Regions from separate parts of the Homo sapiens genome. Here region 2 is linked to region 1. The links are chromatin loops, found by intact Hi-C in ENCODE. Cell type or tissue: heart right ventricle. All regions are shown on one strand.

Region 1 (8,000 bases):
CTTTAAGCAGCCCAATTTATGACAATCCAGATTTACCCTAAAGAAAAACTAAAGACTAATGGTTTAATGTAGAAATCTTTAAAAAATAAAGATTTCTGTACGTACATTTAAACTTTCCTGGTTTACAAAAGGTACCAAAATTAATTCTTTTGTAATCGGATTAAACATATTAATGCAATAAAGACATTACAAAACCTTGTGATAATACTTTTTAAAAATATACTGTTTGCTTCATTGAGCTTGAACTAATAACCAGGGGTTCTTAATGTATGGACAAATATGGTGTGCTTTAATTTGTAGGTGTGATGGTTGCAAGAGGACTCTTAGCAAACCCGGCCATGTTTGCTGGATATGAGGAAACCCCACTGAAATGCATCTGGGACTGGGTTGACATTGCTCTTGAACTCGGGACTCCTTACATGTGTTTCCATCAACATTTAATGTACATGATGGAAAAGATAACTTCAAGGCAGGAAAAAAGGGTATTTAATGCTCTGTCAAGCACATCAGCAATCATAGATTACCTTACAGACCATTATGGCATTTGACTAGACTTCCCAAATAATTTTAATATATACTTTTAGACCCACAGTGAAACCACAGAAGGTCATATTTTGTACCTTAAACCAGTAGCTCTCAAATTTTAGTATAAAAACAATTCCTGGGAGCGTTTTTTAAAAATCAGTTGTAGACACCACCCTCAGAGATTCTGATTAGGTAGATCTGGAGTAGACCCAGAAATACACAGTTTAAAGAAAACTCCCAGTGGTTCAAACATCCTGATCATCCTAGGCAAACATTGACAAATACTGCTCTGAATCCTGTTCTATAGATATTGGGGGGATGGGTAGAGTGGGAATTTTTTCCTAATCATGTTTTTAACATTTTAAAATAAAATTTAATACTAAGAAATTATGGCTTATAGTATCTATAAATTAACAAGAAGTATGCAGGTGCAAAAAAGTGGTGGAACAAATACCAACATCCATCCAAAATGAAAAAGAACAGGAAATTCTGAATAGAATTGCACTCAGAACTTATATTAAAAATTCCATTTGGTTAATGACATTAAATTTGGTACATTTCAAAACTTCTAGGTCCTCCAAAGATTGAAAGCTTAATAATCTCCTACCTAAAAAGATAAAATTAATTGCAATCTACCATATCTTAAGTATAGGAAATTTGGTGTCCAACCTGGAGATGATTATATATTTGAAATATTTCCTAGAGAATAGTAACCAGGTTTTGTTTTTAACTTTAAAACCTAATTACTTTTGTGCCTCTCAGCCGTTGATTGTAACTTTAAAGTCCCATGGTTTTGGAGTGTTATTAATAGATTTTGTTATCGGTGGGCATGCACTGCAAGAATTAAGTATCTCAGACTGAAATAAAACCGTTCATAATTAAAGTATTATTTTGTTTTGCCAACATGAAAACTGTTATAAGGAAACAATTATGTAAAACTGTTTAATTCACGTTTGGGAATATTGAATGAATCCATTTTAACATAAGCACTGTGGTGCCATCTTTTTTCTCAGTACATTCTGTTTTCACTTTTCAGTTAATGCATTTTTTTTTTTAAAGATAACTCGCTGTTTCATTTTCTATGAATACTGTACAAAATAGGGAGGTATGGTCAGAACTCTGAATTGAATTACCCTAGTGTTGTGAGCACAGCATCATCACTAGAGTAATGTGCTCGGTGTTTGGAAGGAACCAGCGTGGATGGGCAAGAAGTTCTAACACTTTTGATTAAAAGTAACTTCCTGGCCGGGCGCGGTGGCTCACGCCTGTGATCCCAGCACTTTGGGAGGCCAAGACGGGCAGATCACGAGGTCAGGAGATCAAGACCATCCTGGATAACACGGTGAAACCCCGTCTCTACTAAAAATACAAAAATTAGCTGGGCGTGGTGGCGGGCGCCTATAGTCCCAGCTACTCAGGAGGCTGAGGCAGGAGAATGGTGTGAACCTGGGAGGTGGAGCTTGCAGTGAGCTGAGATTGCGCCACTGCACTCCTGCCTGGGCAACAGAGCAAGACTCTGTCTCAAAAAAAAAAAAAAAAAAGTAACTTCCTGGCTAGGCGCGGTGGCTCACACCTGTAATCCCAACAGTTTGGGAGGCCAAGGCAGGCAGATCACTTGAGTCCAGGAGTTCGAGACCAGCCTGGCCAACATGGTGAAACCCTGTCTCTGCTAAAAATACAACAATTAGCTAGGCATGGTGGCAGGCGCCTGTAATCCCAGCCACTCTGGAGACTGGGGCCAGAGAATCACTTGAACCTGGGAGGCAGAGGCTACAGTGAGCCGAGATCGCACCACCACAATCCAGCCTGGGCGACATTGGGAGACTCCATCTCAAAAAAAAAAAAAAAATCTTCCTTATGGTTAATTTATGTTCAAAGTCTATTTTTCTATTTTTTCTGTTACATGTGATCCAGAATATTAGTGATAAATTAAGAAAAAGCACCAACTTAAATGTGTTTTTGAATGTTTTATATTCTATAATTATCAATTTTCAACATTTATTTACTATTCCCCAAATAATTGTTACCAGGATAGTACTTTTATTAAATTCCTGATACGTTGTCAATATTGAAAAAACTCAACAACTTAAATGTACACGCACAGTTTGAAAAGCTGGAAAATAGTGAAAGAATATCCCCATACCCACCTTTCGTACCAGTCCCCAAACATCACGGTAAAGTTTACTGTCTCTTCCCAGCCCATGGACGGGAACGGGAACGCCTACGGAATATGTTGTGACATACAGTTGATCCTAGGTTCTCCAGAACAAAATGCTGCACGACCACCTCATCCTGGCCCTTTATTAAATATAGCTTAATTCTGGACACAAACAGTTCCCACCATGAAGAGAGAGTAGGTGACCGGAAAGGAGTGCGTCTTAAGCGCGTTCGCTGAATTTGCACCACCCAATCCAGCCCCGCCGCCCGGCGCCGCTCCTTAGACCTGGACCCCGGCACCCTCCCGCCGGGGCCGCACTTAGCAGTGGAAAGTCTGTCCTCCTGAAGAAGTTGCGCTCCGACCTCCAAGCATCAGGTCAAAAGTCTAACTCATTCTCTGACCTGCCGCCAATTAGAAAACAACTGTTGCCAATAAACGTGGTCGCGCCGCCTGTGACCTCAGCCGGGACGGACCCGCGGGCGGGAGCCTGCGGGGCGTGAGGCGGGGTGGGGCCCTGGCTCCCCTCCCCCGCCCAGCCGCGGCGTCTGACGTCCCGCGCGTCGGCGGCCGCGGAGCAGCGCAGGGAGCCAGGCGGGCTGCCGGCGGGTAAGGGCTTCTGCGACCCGGGGACCCGTGGGGCGTAGGCCGCGGAGGGAGAGCGCCGCTGCCTGGTCTGGAGAACCCCGCGGAGCTGGCCTGGCCCGACCCGGCCCGGCCCGGTCCGCGGCGCGGTGGTCGAGGGCCCGCGGCGCCTTCTGGGAGCGGGAGGGCCGGGAAGCCGGGCGTTGGTGGAGGGAGGCGTTGGGCTTCTGTCGCCGCGAAGCTGGCGGAAAAGGCAGTGGCCAGCGAGCCGCCTCGCCAGTTCCCACGACTCCCAGGGAGGTGGCGACACCCGCTTCCCGGGCCACCCTTTTCCCCTTCCTGACCGGGGTCCGTGCTTGCCTTCCCAGGTGGGGGAAGGTGGAACACTGTCCATCCCCTGGACAAAAACGCTGCGCCTCGGGGCCTTGAACCCGGTTTTGTTTGAAAGGAAGCAAGAGAAAATAAGTGTTTTTCCATTTAGGTGTGAAGAAAAAAATGACACTCCAATGGGCTGCAGTGGCAACCTTTCTTTATGCCGAAATAGGACTCATTTTAATCTTCTGCCTACCTTTTATTCCTCCTCAGAGGTAGGAAACCTTCAAATCGTTAACTAATAAATATTGGATCGCTCTTAATGTAAAATGGAAAAAGTTTTCTGAACATTAAAAAGTTTCGAAAGTCTTTGAAAATAAACTCACCTAACGAATTAGGTAGTATATAATGACAATATTAAAATAACATTTTATATAAAACTCTGTTACGTGTACAAGTGAAATAACTTTTTCTTCCCTTCTAAAAGAAAAGGCGCCTATACTTTTGATTCTGTTGATTACAGATATAATAAAGCAACGATTATACTTTTAACACCTGCCCTGCCTTGTCTCAGGTTTTACCTTTGTTTTATTGCCCTGAATTGGAGCCATGAACTAAATAAATATAAGTGGATAAATCATGTTTACAGTACAGCATGGGTGTAAAAGTGTTTCACTGAGGCACTGGAACAGCAATTTAGAAACCAAAGCCAATAAATTATTCTTAGTTTTCGCCTTTGTAACCGTTAGTTTCATTAATGACAATTTTACTACTTTTGATTTCACATAAAATTAATGAATGTATATTAAAAGTGCTGAATGTGAAAAGTATCACAACCATGTATTAGCATTAGTTCGTTAGTGACGGAACTTCTAAGGTCTTGAAGAACCAAGTACAGTGTTTCAAGCCAAGCAGTGGTTCATTTTACCCTTGCAGTAATCTACTTTTTAGTCGTTTAATTTTAGATCCAGAAATTTGATAGTATGAATGGGGAAATACACATGTAATAAAAATATTGCAAGATATTTGTTCATACTCCTGGCATAAAAGAAAGTATTTCATAAGTGAGATCCTAGAGATAACCCACTAAAGTGTATTAAAATCCCAGGACTGGGAGAAACTTCTTAAAGTTTCACCTTAGCTCAGGGTCCAGATAGTCTTTCACAACTCCTAACTTGCTCCTTACCTGCCTGGATTTCTGCTCTCTTCTGTCCTTCTCTATCAGCTAAGCTAAGCTCAGTAAGTTGTTTCTTACTAAAGAAAAAAAATTGAATCATACTGTAGGGTCTTTGATCTTATTTGATCCATTCCACCCATGTTCTATATATCACGTACTGAGACCCAGGAGGGCAAGTAGCCTACGGTTACCTAGCTGGTAAGTGACAGATTCTAGAAAAAAATCTGGCTCTTAGTCCAGTGTTCTTTCTACTCCATCATGCTGCCTCTCATCCTGTAGGTTTTGTTTCAAACTCAGTAACACCCTGTTTTGCTTTTTGGTAATATTTGCAATGATAGAATCCTATATACTCAAGAGAAAGAAAGATTTTGTATATAAACATCTAATTTATAGATAAGGCTTAAGGGTTTGCAAAGAAGGAAAAATTGTCAGTTGATCTTTACTCCATCAGAGTGATCTGTAACTTATGGATCAATATTTTTCTTCCTGCCAAATAAAAATTTTACCCATCCTGATCAAGTAGCTATTAGATAGATGTGTGTATATTTGCATATGATATATAAATGTGTTCTCATGTACAGATATAAAGAAAATACGGTATGTATGCACGCAGATCATTTACAATATGTCCTATGTGTGTATCCACATCTTTTTATCTTTTATATTTGTATCACCATAATCTTTAAAGAAAATATTTCATCATTTAGTCTCTATTATTTTCTTACATAACCCAGTGGTTAAAGGCACATGCTCAGAAATCAGGTCACCTATAACTGCATGTTACTAACCTTGGGCATGCTCTTGATCCTCTCTGATCTGTTTCCCCATCTGTAAAATGGAGGTAGTACTAGTGTCTACCCCTTACGGTAGTTGTTGTAATTAAATGAGATAAAACATGTAAAAGTACTTAGAACCATAATATAGTGAGAACACAATAGGTATTAGCTATGATAAGGTGCTCAACTGCTAGTTGTTCCCTATGAGAGATCTCTTACATTCCCTTTTACACCACACCAAACCTTGAAGAAATAAGTAAATTTACATTTGGACCTAGATCAAGGTATTACCACTTATGTTCTCTTAAAAATATAAAATTTTATATTGCATAATTTAAATATTGGCTGTATAAAATGCTTGGACTTGGAAGCAGAGACAAAATGAACCGATTCATCTGTATGAATCTCCCTCAACCCACCAATTTCAAGTAGTTACTTGAAGTTGTCCTAATCTTAAATCTTAAATGTGTCCTAATCTTAAAGTGAAACTGTTTTTTTCAAGTTGTAAGTGCTTGAAGCTATTTAAGTGCTTACTACATTTTTCTGCCTCCTTTCAACTAAAGTGTTACTCATTTAAATTGCCCTTGTACAAAGTTTGTTACCTTTCCTATTGCGTGATGGATTATTTTGCCACTTTGCCATTTATAACCCATGCTTTCTTACCACTGTCTTTGTTTATACTGTTCAATCCACCTAGACTATTTCCCCATCTCATTTCCTCTATGTTCACATCTTTATCTGTAGTAATTACATGGTTTTATATATATATATATAGTGTGTGTGTGAAAATTATCAAGCTACATATTTAAGATTTTTTCAATTTATGTGTATAATACCTGGGTAGTTTTTATAATTCCCTCATGGTTAAAGTAGAGAAACTTTTAGTTGGAGTATACGTTAAAATTGTACTATATAAAAATCAGTATGCAGAGTTAGACCCCACTCCTGAAATGTTGCCAATTGTTAGAACAATATATCTTTATTTCTAAGTCATTTCTCTGACCATGAAAAAGATACAGAGTAGTAGCTTCTATCAACAATATAATATTTTACTACTGCAAGAATTCCTTTTTAAGGTTTTGCTCATGTATGGTTTACTTTTAGAATATTTAAGCCACCAGACAGAGGATAATCAAATATCAGGTTATTATTAAATTTGAAAGAGTTGTTTTTTAATTCATGAGATATTCTGTCATGTCAGAATTAATAAATTTTAAAATTAAATTTCTGTAATTTTCACTTGCTACACAATTACTAAAATGTTACTTCAGTATTTAAAAAGTATTTCAAAACTTTATTTTAGTTTTTTTATACCTAATATAATTGTATTGCTTTACAGATGGCAGAAGATTTTTTCATTTAATGTCTGGGGTAAAATTGCAACTTTTTGGAACAAGGCTTTCCTTACCATTATCATCCTATTGATTGTTCTATTTCTAGGTAAGTACTAGATCCCTTCTTTGAATAAATATAACTTTTTTTAAATGAATTTCTTTTTAATTAATAGAGTTGATGTTACAATTGGTGTACAGTTGACTTTATATAGTATATTGATAGTACATAGAGTGGATACTGATCTATTGATACACAGTTGATAGATACTACCATTCTGTATGTTCAAGCTTAAGTTTCAACAGGGCACAATGATTCTTAACCCCTTCTAGGTTATTTTAAGATTTAAATGCTGTATATTAATGCATACCTTGCTGTTCAGAGTTACCAGACTTTATTTTTCATGGTGTTGTCTCTCCTTTGTTACTGTGATGTCCTAGGCACCCAGGAGCTTAGCTGTTAGAAAGGCAAATAAAAGAATAGAATCATTAGGCTCTCCAAAGGAGTCTTAGATGCAGGGTGTGCATTTGGACTGGATTAAAAAATAAACATGGCCGGGCGAGGTGGCTCAGGCCTGTAATCCTAGCACTTTGGGAGGCCAAGGCGGGAGGATTGCCTGAGTCCAGGAGTTTGAGACTAGCCTGGGCAACATAGCAAAACCTTATCTTTACAAAAATGTAAAAATTAGCCAGGTGTGGTGATGTGCACCCATAGTCCCAGCTACTCGGGAGGCTGAGAGACTGGAGGATTGCCTGAGCCCAGAAGTTCAAGTTTGCAGTGAACTATTGCACTCCAGCCTGAGCAACAGAGCAAGATCCTTCCTTAAAAAAACAAACAAACAAACAAAACTGCAACATAGATTTGGGGACTACCGCAAAAATTTGAATATGGAGTGATTGTATAATATTAGGGAATTTTTGTTAACTTTAGTTGTGATAACAGCATTGTTACATAGCAGGGTCAGCAACCTATATAGCCTGTGGGCCAAATACCTATTTTTGTAAATAAAGTTTTATTGGGAAATGACCATGCCCATTTGTTTACATAATGTCTGTACTCGTTTTTCAGCATGTTTTAAATTTTCATGGTAACAGTATTTTAAAAATTAAAAGTAGACCTTTAGGTTCTTGTCAAACCA
Region 2 (8,000 bases), 290 kb after region 1:
TGTAACTTGATTTTTTCATTTAGTGATACCATAAACATATTTTCATGTACATAAATATAAATGTATTCCTCATCTTAATGTTTCCATAAAATTGTATCTTTATTCCCTAATTTACTTATTAATTGATGGACACTTAGTTTATCTTCCCAATTTTCCTATTTTATTACAATGAATATCCTTATTTATAAATCATTTCACACCTGCAAAAATAACTTGTTAGTATAAATAACTGGAAATTCAATTGCTAGATAATTTACATGATGATAAATATGTTGAAAAACTCTTCTCCAGAAAGATCATATCAATTTAACCACACCAACAGTGTGAGAAAACAGAGTAGTGCCATTTTTCAAAGATTTTGTCAGCCTTTTAAATATTTGATAATCTTATACATGAAAAAAAGTCAAAATTGTTTTATTTGCATTTTTGTGATTATTAGTGAACTAAAATATTTCTTCATATGTAGGTTCACTGACTCAAACAGGGATGGCCATGAAATTAGACAAGTGTCCTAAACTGGAGAGACACTAGAAGAGTAGAGCCAGGGAACAAAAGCTGGTATTCACAGAGAGCCAAAACTCAAGATCCGGGGGCTGTTGACAAGTAATGGGTCAACTGAGAACAGGGTAAGCTTCAAGAAGACACAACAAGTGATAACTGGATGGGTTAGAGACTATATGTGACAAATTAAAGCAGTGAGTTAAGGTACAGTAAATATTTGAAAACTCGGGGACGAATGGAAACAAGGGTAATTATTCCAGCCACAGGGCTGGAGTTCAGAAGCAACAGTGCCTCCAATAAGGCTTGTGAAGAACAGATGATCAGCTGAGTGCAGTGGCTCAAACCTGTAATCCCAGCACTTTGGGAGGCCGAGGTGGGTGGATCACTTGAGCTCATGAATTTGGCTCAGCTTAGGCAACATAGGGAGGCCCCTGTCTCTACAAAAAACACAACAATTAGTTCTACAAAACAACAGGTGTGGTGGCACATACCTGTGGTCCCAGCTGCTCAGGAAGCTGAGGCGGGAGGATCACATGAGCCTAGGAGTTCAAGGCTGCAGCAAGCTATGATTGCACTACTGCACTCCAGCCTGGGTGACAAAATAAGACCCTGTCTCAAAAAACAAAACAAAAAACAGATTATCAACACAGAGACAGAAGATGCGGGAGGGCAGTAGGATGCAATGGACATTGTGCTATACCACCCAGATACCCCTTCAAAATTAACATACTAATTCCTCCAGCTGCCAGGGCTGCCAGCCCTCTCCAGAAATTGCCCTAGACTGAAGAGGGCTGCCATGCCCAAGGTCATTGCCTATATCCAATGACTGGTCACTGTGGAGGTTTAAGAAACTTGCAAAGTAATTTAATAAGGTAACTAATAAAGATAATAGAAAGGGAAAGGAAAAAGCCAGTCCAGACAGAAGTAATTCTGTGTCCAAAGACACAAGTAATGAAGCAGCATGGTGTTCAAAAAATAAAAATGTAAATTGATTTTGCCAGAATATGGCAGTTTAAAGATGGCCACAATTCTTTCTCGTTCTTCCCATCCAGACTTGGGATACTGACTCTGGGCTGGTCATGTAACTTGACTTATTAGTAGAATGTAATGGAAGTGATCTTGTGAAATTTCCAAGGCTAGGAAATTTAGTTATCACCTTTGTAGAAGCCAGTTGCCATGTAAAGTACTTGGGTCAGACTATTGACCAATGAAAGACTGTGTGGAGAGAAAGGCCATGGGCAGAAGCACCAAGAAGACAACAGAATTGTCAATAACCAAGCCCCAGACATATGAATGAGGCCATCTTAGACATTTCAGCCTCAGCTAAGCTTCCAGATGAATGAAGCTATGCACATAACTGCACACCTATGTGAATAACCACATGGCACACATGAGCCGCCTAGCTGAGTCCAGTCAACCCCAGACTCATGAGATATAATCATTGTTGTTGCAAGCCAGTGTGTTTTGGGACAGCCTGCTGTGTAGCAATAGAAAACTGGTGCTCAGAAGGCGGAGTGGGAAATGCATTGATGGACAAGGGCAAAGACAAGTAGATGCAATTTCCTCAAGATCCTTATAGGTTGTGCTAAGGATCTTGAGATTTGTGCCTTCTTCTGATCTTTAAACATGCTGAGACATTTTCCACCTTGGGGTCTTTGCATTGTTGGTCCTTCTGCCCGGAATCTTCTTTCCCCAGCTCTACCAGGTTTCCCTCATTCATTCCTTCTAGCACTCTGGTGATTGGAACCCAAGCAAAAAACAAAAAAGCTCTTATTCCCAGCATTCTGAAGAAAACCACTAAAAAATATGGTAAGGTTCTTCCCCCAAGCCATACACAGAAGTAGCCATCTACTACCTCTGCCATCTACTACCTCCCCTACACTAGTTGCCCTCTAAATAAGGAGAGGCCTGGGGAAGGGGATGTGATTTGTGGTGGAGTAGGAGTTGAGAGTTCTTGAGCTTTCATCCACCGGGAAGTGTCTTCCCCACCCCACCCCCATGCAATGTGTCGTGGGTCTCTGAGGGAATCACTCACAAAGACCGGAGGTCCTACAAGAAGGGGAGACTGGCTTCTTGATCCCAGGCTGGATACTAGCTGTGCAGCCAAATGTGCGGCTGTGGGTGGAAAGTTAGCTGAGCATATTTAGGAGAGATTGATGAGTGTCCCCGAGGGTGAGGGATTTTTCTATATCCATGAAGACTGCTGTCAAGTTCTTGTCTGGAGATCTGCAGAGAGTGAGGGTTTCTTGGAGTAGCCCTTTGAATAAAGAAAAATGAAAGAAAAGGTAAGGGGGCATCCTCAGGCCAGTTCCAGTGGCCCTAGGACAGCAAAGAGATGAACTGGCATGTATAAAAAAACATACCCCGCACCTCCATCATACCTGCTCCTGCTCCTGTACTCCATTGTGGGTGAAAGGCATCACCAGAAACCAAGTATCCTAAGTCAGGAAACTGAAGGTCATTTTTGTCTTTCTCTTTCTCTCTCTCTCTCTCTCTTTTGAGACAGGGTCTTATTCTGTCACCCAGGCTGGAGTGCAGTGGTATGATCATAGCTCACTACAGCCTCGGCCTCCTGGGCTCCGTCAATCCTCCCATTTCAGCCTCCTGAGTAGCTGAGATCACAGGCATCCATCACTACACCCAGCTAATTTTTTGAAAAATTATTTTGTAGAGATGGGTATAGTGGGGTGCGGGGGGTGGTCTCCCTATGTTGCCCAGACTGGTCTTGAATGCCTGGGCTCAAGTCATCCTCCTGCCTTGGCCTCCAAGAGTGCTGGGATTACAGGCATGAGCCACTGTGCCCAGCCATCTTTATCTTTCTCTTTTTTATCCCCTACATCTAGTAAACCACTAGCCTTTTAACTGTGCATTCTTTACTGCCTCTTCAATTTCTTTTCTTCCCTCCACCTCTATGAACGTAGTTCAGGAATGTATCACTTGTTGCTTGGGTTACTTCAAGAAGTCTCTTTTCTAAGATAAGGAAAGCCTAGACTTTAATGCTACACTTTTGAGAGGGTGATGAGAAGACATTCCTTGTTTCTTTTTTACCCCAAACCAGGGAAAACTAGGCAATGAGGATATTACAGATCTCCCCAAACCAACAAACAGAAAATCTGCTTCCTTTGAACCAATACTCCTTTGAGCAGACCCTGACTTAGCTATCTCTTTTTTTTTTTTGGAGACAGAGTCTCACTCTGTCGCCCAGGCTGGAGTGCAATGGTGAAATCTCAGCTCACCGCAAGCTCCGCCTCCTGGGTTCAAGGGATTCTCCTGCCTCAGCCTCCTGAGTAGCTGGGACTACAGGCACGCACTACCACACCTGGCTAATTTTTGTATTTTTAGTAGAGATGGGGATTCACCATGTTGGTCAGGCTGGTCTTCAACTCCTGACCTTGTGATCCGCCCACCTGGGCCTCCCAAAGTGCTGGGATTACAGGCGTGAGCCACCATGCCCGGCCTATCTTTCCTTTTACCACCAAACATCATGTTTACATTTTCTGCCTATATTTCCTTATCACTCTGCTTTCAATCCCTTAAATTATGGCTTCTTTTTAACTGAAATTGGTTCACAAAGTTCATTCACTAATGCCAATGTACTGATTTAGGCATTTTTCTGTTACAGGCAATAGAAATTCTAACCAAAATTAGATTAAGCAAAAAGGAGAAGGTATCAGCTCATATAACTGGGGAGTCCAGAAACAGAAATAAGGACAGGCACAACATCATCCAGGACTCCGTATCACTGTGATGCCATTTCTCTCCTTGATTACCTCTAATTCCTTAGAGTTTGCTCCATCATAGGACCACGCATGGAGGCAAGGCAGTTGCAATGGCTTCAGTTTCTATATCCACTCAGATGGACATCTCAAAGGAACAAGGGTGTGTTTCATTCTTTCTCATTCTGTCCTAAGTCCCTAAACCGATTCCTGTGGCCATGGGAATGTGTTGCTCTGATTGGCCAGGCTTGAGTCACATCTCTACAGGGCAGACATGTCCAATAGAAATATAAGGGGAGCCATAAATGTGAGGCACAGATATAAGCCACATATGTAATCTTACATTTTCTGGTAGCCACACTTTAAAAAGTGAAAAAAAAGGTGAAATTAAATATAATGATACATTCTATTTAACCTAGTATATCCAAAATGTTATTCTTTCAGCATGTAATCAACATAAATGATGATTAAAATGTTTTATATCATTTCTTGTACCAAGTCATCAAAACTCATCATTTTAACAAGGCTTCCAACTGATGATGTGTTGGGGGGTGGAGGGCCTGTGAGACATACTTTGAGAAACACTAACCTACACTTTCATTTTTTCTGTGTTCCCAAAATTACCTTTAGAGTGCTCAGAGTACTGAGACATCTGCTGAAATATGCTGGAGCAATCCAGAGTGAAGCAGGGTTGTTACTGGATAGAGCAAGATAGGATCAGAGACGTTTAATATTGCTGCCATGTTGCCGCCATCTATTGGTTGTGTCACATATTACAGGTTCATAACCGAAAAAATGAAGCTGGTCATTTGTGGGCCCCTTTATACTTCTGGCAAGACACCTCCTCAACTGCATCCTGAAATGACTTTTCTTTAGAATTCTTATTTATTACAGAATACAGAAAAATCTTAATAGTTGTGCATTATGGATTATCAGGCCTACGTCTAACAGAATGTTGTTGTTGTTGTCAGCTACAGAACAGATAGATTTCCTTTAAATATAACCCTATTATCCTGTCAGCAATCCACTGTAAGTGACCTTGGTTTCTGTTTCTGCAGATTTTCTTCACCTTCTGAAGGCATTGACCAGAGAAAATTTCTTAACATCTCTGAGCCTTAGTTCCTTCAGCTATAAAATATAGGATAATAATGCTACCTTCTTCATAGCGTTATTGTGAAGATTAAATTGCATAGTGTTTATAAATTATTTGGCACAGTGCCTGATGTATATAAAGAACGCTGTCAATGTTATTGTTAAGAAGAATAACAAGTCTTAATGGAAATTTGAACAGTGACTGGAAATTTGATAACATTATGGAATTAAATTTTATTTTGTTTTTTTTAAATCCTTATATTAAAAAAATCCTTATCCTTTACAGATACACACTGAACTAGTTATAGGTGAAATTATATGACTACTGGGATTTGTCTCAAAATAAAATGGAAGGGAAGTGAGCAGTAAAGCAATATTGGCTATAATCTGATCATGGTTTAAACTCAGTGAAGGATTTATGAAGGTTTATTATGCTACTTTGTTTTGTGTATGTTTGAAATTTTCCATAAAATTTAAGCAAACAAACAAAATTGCCAGGCGCAATGGCTCACGCCTGTAATCCCAGTACTTTGGGAGGCCGAGGAGGGCGGATCACCTGAGGTCAGGAGTTCAAGACCAGCCTGGCCATCATAGTGAAATCCCGTCTCTACCAAAAATACAAAAATTAGCCGGGTGCTGTGGTGCGTGCCTGCCTGTAGTCCCAGCTACTTGGGAGGCTGAGGCAGGAAATTGCTTAAACCCAGGAGGCGGAAGTTGCAGTGAGCCGAGATTATATCACTGCACTCCAGCCTGGGTGACAGAGCAAGACTCCATCTCAGAAAAAAAAAAAAAAAAAATTAAAAAAAAAAAGAACAATATGTTTTTATATTCTTCACAGCAGCATGTATAATGCTGGACATACTGTGGGTACTACATGTTGATTTGTTGATTAATTGCTACCATGGGATAGAATTTTGTCATCTTGGGGAGAACAACTTAAAAGATGAACTTAAAAGAATTGACTTCACATGCCTCCAGAAAAAAATTAGATGGGAACACGTTTTAGCTTAACATGCTAAAGGTGATTTTGTCAGAAAAATCATGATGAAGTGTATCACTGTTGGCATAGCAAAAATTGGCAATTCTCTAAGAGATGCAGAAAGGAAGAATTGTAGAGATTATGTCTTTCAGCATCTATCTTCTTGACTTAAGTAAATAAATAAGAAATACCTACTTCGTTTGTGGATAGGAATCAAAGAAATATCCCATCTGTGGCAGATAATAATTATGTTCTTTGTTATAGCATATCAGAGAACCCATCCGTAATAGTATTGGTAGGGATAGCTATATTTGTATGGTAGTTACAGCTCTTGCATTCAAACTTCATCTAATCCCATTACATCTAGTTGATTCTTTTTTTTTTTTTTTTTTTTTTTTTTGAGATGGAGTCTTGCTCTGTCACCCAGGCTGGAGTGCAGTGGTGCAATCTCAGCTCACTGTAACCTCTGCCTCCCGGATTCAAGCAATTCTCCTGTCTCAGCCTCCCGAGTAGCTGGGATTACAGGTGCATACCACCACACCCAGCTAATCTTTGTATTTTTAGTAGAGACGGGGTTTCACTATGTTGGCCTGGCTGGTCTTGAACTCCTGACCTCGTGATCCACCCCCCTCAGCTTCCCAAAGTACTGGAATTACAAGCGTGAGCCACCGTGCCTGGCCACATCTAGTTCATTCTTAAACCCGCCCGTATGTACCTCTTTATACCCTGTCATGTGAAGAGCAAACTCCAGTTCCTCTCTGCCTAATAGATTTTCTAATGCCCTACCACAATTTTCTCCTACATTATTTCATGCTCTTTTAATCCTTGGATATAGCAATAACTTTTCCACTTCAATGTGGATTTATTCACAGATCTTGAGTGTTTGGGTCATTTCACTTCTTGTTTTGTTTCTTAATTCTTTCTTAACTTGAAATATTAAATGAAATGTGTTGAAAGAGATAAGTATTTTCCCTCAAGTACCATTTCCACCTGAAGGGGTTTAAATTCTGTGAGAACAAAGACCATGGAGAGGAAATCCTTCATAAGCTGGCAGAAAGTGGCCTTTAAGAGATACACTCCAGTTCTCCCGTTCCTCTTATCTCAGTCTCAGTTAGAGAGAGAAAGGAAGCGAGAAGGCATCTATGGGTTTCAGAGGCATTTAGATTTTTTTCAATTGATTGAACAGATCAACAGTATAATTGTGTTGGTTCAAGTCCCGTAAAAATGGTTAGAGGCAGAGAGTCATTTTATAAAAAGAGTGAGGGACTTGGGATCAGAAATTCTGAATATGAGTTCTGTCTTAATCACTTGTCAGACTTGTAAGCTTCGACCAGCAACTCAATCATATTAAAGCAGTAGTTTCATGCTTTATTATCAGAAGTAATGATAATAATAATATCGATGTCAGGATTACTACTATGTAGACCAGTACTGGTAATGTCTGTGACAGAATTCTATAAAATGTAAAGTGCAATTAATACTTGCTCTTAGAGCTCATTAAAGACTCATATTTCATGGCAACTACTTTAATCCATTTTATGGAAGATTCACTATAGAATACCTGTAGAGACTCAAGTGACTCAAAATGTACTCTGAAAGTGAATTCTTTTGGGAGGCTGAAGCAGGCAGATAGCTTGAGCCCAGGAGTTTGAGACCAATCCGGGCAACATGGTGAAACCCAGTCTCTACTAAAAATACAAAAAATTAGCTGG

Evidence for each region. Peaks named below come from ENCODE experiments on the same cell type or tissue, not always from the same donor. Only the 100,000 strongest peaks of a DNase experiment are listed, where the experiment ranks them.
Region 2: a loop joins it to region 1, with 3.0 times the contacts of the local background. A loop is called at or near these places in 9 of 110 quality-filtered maps.

What each region holds. Positions count from the first base shown.
Region 1 is chr7:107,577,013-107,585,012 of GRCh38, forward strand. It overlaps DUS4L-BCAP29 (DUS4L-BCAP29 readthrough), which reads left to right. Exons shown (of 13, transcript NR_163941.2): 7 at 3,747-3,852; 8 at 6,870-6,970. DUS4L (dihydrouridine synthase 4 like) reads left to right here. Exons shown (of 8, transcript NM_181581.3): 8 at 301-1,511. The coding sequence ends at 548. It overlaps BCAP29 (B cell receptor associated protein 29), which reads left to right and starts at 3,234. Exons shown (of 8, transcript NM_018844.4): 1 at 3,234-3,289; 2 at 3,747-3,852; 3 at 6,870-6,970. The coding sequence starts at 3,761. RefSeq lists a silencer at 3,092-3,581 and an enhancer at 3,672-3,741. In heart right ventricle, a CTCF peak has its summit at 3,560; DNase peaks (open chromatin) are centred at 3,279 and 3,499; H3K4me3 peaks cover 4,626 bases; H3K27ac peaks cover 5,214 bases.
Region 2 is chr7:107,869,850-107,877,849 of GRCh38, forward strand. LOC105375444 (a long non-coding RNA gene) reads right to left here and starts at 1,032. Exons shown (of 3, transcript XR_927850.3): 1 at 993-1,032. LOC105375445 (a long non-coding RNA gene) reads right to left here and starts at 4,386. Exons shown (of 3, transcript XR_927851.2): 1 at 4,272-4,386; 2 at 2,537-2,758; 3 at 1,075-1,110. In heart right ventricle, CTCF peaks have their summits at 4,983 (motif pointing left) and 5,192; no DNase peak of the experiment used is centred here; H3K27ac peaks cover 402 bases.